2 separate regions of the Homo sapiens genome follow, and region 2 is linked to region 1. Evidence: read pairs that join two places in POLR2A ChIA-PET (ENCODE). Cell type or tissue: OCI-LY7. All regions are shown on one strand. Each heading gives the region's core, and the rest is flanking DNA. Links, peaks and the distances in the headings are about the cores only. Region 1 has its middle 24 kb from the start of PSME4. Region 2 has its middle 15 kb from the start of ACYP2.

The links. ChIA-PET counts read pairs that join two places held together with the same protein. Peaks named below come from ENCODE experiments on the same cell type or tissue, not always from the same donor. Only the 100,000 strongest peaks of a DNase experiment are listed, where the experiment ranks them.
Region 2: POLR2A ChIA-PET joins it to region 1 with 6 read pairs; 3 of 35 experiments call an interaction of 5 or more read pairs at or near these places.

What each region holds. Positions count from the first base shown.
Region 1 is chr2:53,993,421-53,996,229 of GRCh38, forward strand. It overlaps a transcript of ACYP2 not described here. Among named protein-coding and RNA genes, the nearest start is that of PSME4, 24 kb to the left of the region's middle. In OCI-LY7, for the core only: no CTCF peak of the experiment used is centred there; no DNase peak of the experiment used is centred there.
Region 2 is chr2:54,098,961-54,101,769 of GRCh38, forward strand. It overlaps a transcript of ACYP2 not described here. Among named protein-coding and RNA genes, the nearest start is that of ACYP2, 15 kb to the right of the region's middle. In OCI-LY7, for the core only: no CTCF peak of the experiment used is centred there; DNase peaks (open chromatin) are centred at 648, 1,051, 1,451 and 1,871; H3K4me3 peaks cover 2,159 bases; H3K27ac peaks cover 2,500 bases.

The DNA.
Region 1 (2,809 bases), core at 303-2,802:
AATCAGGCCGGGCGTGGTGGTTCAAGCCTGTAATCCCAGCGCTCTGGTGGGCAGATCACCTGAGGTCAGGAGTTCCAGACCAACCTAGCCAACGTGGCGAAACCCCATCTCTACTAAAAATACAAAATTAGCTGGGTGTGGTGGTGGGCATCTGTAGTCTCAGCTCCTCGGGAGGCTGAGGCACAAGAATCGCTTGAACCTGGGAGGCAGAGGATGCAGTAAGCCAAGATCATGCCACTGCACTCCAGCCTGAGCGACAGAGTGAGGGAAAAAAAAGGATGAAAAAAAAAAAGATTTGGGAATCAAAAGATAAGCTATTTCTGGTAGTCTCTATTTTCCCGGAGAAGTAGGCAACACCCTCAGTTGGGAGTAGAGGGTTGTGGAAAAGACGTGGAAGTTCAGAGAAAAAAAGTAGAAAGTTGAGAATTTGTAAAGTAAGGAAGAAAATAATTTGGGAAAGAGGATGTATAATATAGGAAACTGGGCCAGGCACGGTGGTTCACGCCTGTAATCCCAGCGCTTTGGGAGGCCGAGGAGGGTGGATCACCAGGTCAAGAAGTTGAGACCATCCTGGCTAACACAGTGAAACCCCGTCTCTACTAAAAATCGTACAAAATATTAGCCAGGCGGCTGGGCGTAGTGGCTCACGCCTGTAATCCCAGCACTTTGGGAGTCCAAGGCGGGCGGATCCCGAGGTCAGGAGATCGAGACCATCCTGGCTAACACGGTGAAAACCCTTCTCTACTAAAAATACAAAAAATTAGCTGGGCGTGGTGGCAGGCGCCTGTAGCCCCAGCTACTCGGAAGGCTGAGGCAGGAGAATGGCCTGAACCCAGGAGGCGGAGCTTGCAGTGAGCAGAGATCGCGCCCCTGCACTCTAGCCTGGGTAACAGAGCAAGACTCCGTCTCAAAAAAAAAAAAAAAAAAAAAAACGAAAAAAAACAAAATATTAGCCAGGCATGGTGGCACGTGCCTGTAGTCCCAGCTACTCGGGAGGCTGAGGCAGGAGAATCACTTGAACCCAGGAGGTGGAGGTTGCAGAGAACCAAGATTGCACCACTGCCCTCCAGCCTGGGTGACAGAGTAAGACTCAGAAAAAAAAAAAAAAAAAAGAGGAAACTGGCAGGAAAGAGGTCATGCTGGGGTGGACTATGAGAGGCAATAATTCGAAATTATATCGTGGAAATGCTTCAACCTCTACCAAGACCTACTTCAAAAGGAAAATCTTGTGTTGAGTAGCAGTTAAAAATGGAATAAGATATCAGACCTTCAACCAAATAGTTCTTAATAGCTCAAAACTACTATAGGATAGCAATTTTATTCCCAAATTATTCTAGAACTGAATATCTGAAACTCAGTGACCAAAAGCCAGTCAACCAATCTTCCACAGCCTAATACACACACATAAAATATACCTCTGGCATTACATTATAACTTCCCCCATCAAACAAAACAGGAAGAGTGGTTATGTTGGGCTGATAGTGTAAGATGGTCTGTCATGTAGCGTTTCCGTTATATTCTGAATTTGAGTTGGTATACCATGTGACAGTTCTTTATATATATGTTTTCAACACCGCTATGACAAGAGTGTCTTTCTGTTTTTGCGTCAGTGTCTCATGAAAAGAAGACATAAAGAATATTCAAAAGAAATTTTAAGAATCTTTGTTATCTGAAGGTCGTATCTTTAGTGCATGTTCTGTCTCTCATAGTTGCTAAACTCTAGCTGCAGCTCTTCTCTCAGAGAACTGCTCTGTCCTGCCCATCTATCCCATTATGACTTTCAGTTGTGAGATGAAGATATCTGTTTGAGAAAAAAAATTGGTTCCTCTAAATAGAGAAATGTCCAAATAGCTACTTTAGTCTCTTCTTTAATCTCAAGTTACATCAGAGAAAAGATTTCAGCATGTATAAAACATCCATATCTACAGTGACCTTGGTGTTTTTCTCAATGCATAAATCATCACATTTCTTCATTTTCTAGTGCATGAAATAATTAAACTTAAAATATCTTCTTTAATTCTAGACACAATTAATTCAATGCTATTATTTTTTATTTATTTATTTATTTTTTATTTATTTATTTATTTATTTATTTATTTTTGAGACAGAGTCTCTTTCTGTTGCCCAGGCTGGAATGTAGTGGCATGATCTCAGCTCACTGCAACCTCCGCCTCCTGGGTTCCAGGGATTTCCAGCTAATTTTTTTATTTTTAGTAGAGACAAGGTTTCATCATGTTGGCCAGGCTGGTCTCAAACTCCTGACCTCAAGTGATCTGTCTGCCTCGGCCTCCCAAAGTGCTAAGATTACAGGTGTGAGCCAGCTCGCCTGGCCTCAATACTATTAATTTTTTACTTATGTAAATTTTGTAGGGTGTAACTTCCCACATATTTCCAAAGCGTTTTTATATTTAACACTAAAGACCCACAATGGGCTGGGCACGGTCGTTCACGCCTATAATCCCAGCACGTGGGGAGGCCGAGGCGGGCGGATCACCTGAAATCAGGAGTTTGACACCAGCCTGGCCAACGTGGTGAAACCCTGTGTCTACCAAAATTACAAAAAATTAGCTGGGCTTGGTGGTGGATGTCTGTAATCCCAGCTACATGGGAGGCTGAGGCAGGAGAATTGCTTGAACCTGGGAGGTGGAGATGGCAGTCAGCCTAGATTGTGCCACTGCACTCCAGCCCGGGCAACAAGAGCGAAACTCTGTCCCCACCACCCAAAAAAAAAAAGACTCACAATGTACAAACGGCTATTCTAGGCATAGTTGGTTCTAAGAGAATAAGATTCCTTGATAGATACATCCAG
Region 2 (2,809 bases), core at 111-2,610, 110 kb after region 1:
TCAACAGATCTTCCTGTCTCAGCCTCCCAAAGCACTGGGATTACAGGTATGAGCCACTGTGCCCAGCTGATTGCAGACAATATCTTAGAACCTCTATTTGGTGTTCCATCAACCAAGAGTTGAGGATGTTTGTGCTTGGATGGTTCCCTTCACCTGCTGTTCCTTTTTTCTTTTTAACTGTTTCTTGTTTATTTTTTAATTGGCAAATAAAAATTGTATACATTTATGGTGTACAAATATGTTTTGAAATATGTATATGTTGCAGAATGGCCAAATCAAGCTAATTAACGTATGCATTACCTCAAATACTTACTTTTGTGTGGTGAGAACACTTCGAATCTACTCTCTTAGCAATTTTCCAAGTATACAACATGTTGTTATTAACTATAGTCACCATGCTATACCGTAGATCTTTTGAACTCATTTCTTCTGTCTAGCTAAAATTTCTTGTCCTTTGACCAGCGTCTCCCCAGTCTCCACTCCCACCCCCAGACCCTGGTCCCCACCATTCTACTCTCTGCTTCTATGAGATCAGTGTTTTTAGATTCCACATATGGGTGAGATCATGCGATATTTGTCTTTCTGTGCCTGGCTTATTTTGTGCAACACGATGTCCTCAGATTCATCCATGTTGTCACGAATCACAGGATTTCCTTCTTTGTTAACACTGTTCCATTATGTTTATAAAGCAATTTTTTTTTTATCCATTCATCCACTGATGGACACTCAGGTCCATATCTTTTATTTATTTTTTTTAGCTCCATATCTTGACTACTGTGAAAATGTTGCAGTGAACTTGGGAATGCAGATATCTCTTCAACATACTGATTTTATATCCTTAGGATACGTATCCAGGAATTGCTGGATAATGTGGCAGTTCTATTTTTAATTGCTTGAGAAACCTACATACAGTTTTCCATAATGGTTATACTAATGTACACTCCCACCAACAATGCGCAATGTTCCCTTTTCTCCACACCCTCGCCAACACTATCGTTTATCTTTTTCATCACAGCCATTCTAACAGGTGTGAGGCGGTATCTCCTTGTGGTTTTAATTTGCATTTCCCTGTTCTTCTCTTTTACTTCTGTTAAATGCAAATTTAAGTCTTCCAGGTGTATCACATACTCTTTTCTGTAATCACAATTTAGTCTTCTGTAGTTTGTGAATTTATTCCAAAATTGTAAAAAATAATAAATGAACATTTACATGTTTTGACTTTCCAGATTTAGTTCACTGTATAGCCAAAAACTACTCTTTTCTTTCCACTTTGTAGGGTCAGTGTTAGAACTCCTATGCCAGTCAAAGAATGTTTCTAGTTTTATGTTAAAATATATACTTCCTTTTTTTTTTTTTTTTTGAGACAAAGTCTTGCTCTGTTGCCTAGGCTGAAGTGGAGTGGCATGATCACGGCTCACTGAAGCCTCAACCTCTGCGGCCCAAGTGATCCTCTAATCTCAGCCTTGCAAGTAGCTGGGACCACAGCTGTGCCCCACCACACCTGGCTAATTAAAAAAAGATTTTTTTTTTTAGAGATATGGTCTCCCTCTGTTGCCCAGGCTGGCCTTGAACTCCTGGGCTGGAGAGATCATCCTGCCTCACTTTCCCAAAGTTCTGGGATTATAGGGACGAGTCACCACACCCACCCGAGATCCTCCTTTTTTAATACTCTACCAATTGTACAAAATCATGCCACATTTTAACTCGTTTCCTATTTGGTCCATGTCAGGAATAGTATTTAAGATATTTAAAACTGTAGTTTGAATTGACCATTCATGCCTCAGCCGATTCACAGGGAACTATTTTCTATTTTTTGAATAATGGTAGAGGAAAGTACCTGGTATTTTCAAAAAACTAAAACTACTCTTCTATGAATGGGAAATGAGGCTGGAACAGTCAACTCAAGCACTTAATAAAATGTCTTGAATATCATGCCAAGAAATGTGGACTTTGTAGGTGCTAGGAGACTCTTGAAGGTTTTTAAGCAATTCAAGGTACTTGGGCTAAGCCTTCTTGGAAATAATCCACCAAAGAGGGTGGCCTGCCAGGGCAAGGGAATGCCAGCAGTTAGCAGCTGAGGGTACCACTAGTTGCCCCCATAGTGCTCACCACAACAGGGAGCTGTGGTCGGAGGACCCCACGGAGCCTCAAAGAATCCATCAATAGCCCTGTGAGAGAGCTGCATTTGAACCCCTGCAGCTCAGTCCTGGCCTGTAGGGAAGAACCCTTGATCAACATTATCATCCTCCAAGACTGCATGTGAATCATCATTTATTTAATTTTATTTAAGTTGATGGATATTTGAGTACTTCCAATTCTTTTTTTTTACTGTAATAAACAACTTCATGACAGTTGTTTTGTTTATATCTTTGCATTCTTGCCTATTTTCTTCCCCTTGGGAGAGATTTATAACTTAAGAACTGCCAGGGGCCGGGCGCGGTGGCTCACGCCTGTAATCCCAGCACTTTGGGAGGCTGAGGTGAGCAGATCACGAGGTCAGGAGTTTGAGAGCAGCCTGACCAACATGGTGAAACCCCGTCTCTACTAAAAATACCAAAATTAGCTGGGTATGGTGGAGCGCGCCTGTAATCCAATTCCAGCTACTCAGGAGGCTGAGGCTGTAGAATCGCTTGAACCTGGGAGGCAGAGTTTGCAGTGAGCCAAGATTGCGCCATTGCAATCCAGCTTGGGTTACAGAGGGAGACTGTCTCAAAAAAAAAAAAAAAAAAACTGCCAGGTGAAGTGTGTGTAATCTATCTTTCCTTCCTTCTTTCTTTCTTTCCTCCCTTTCTCCTTTTTAAAATTAGTG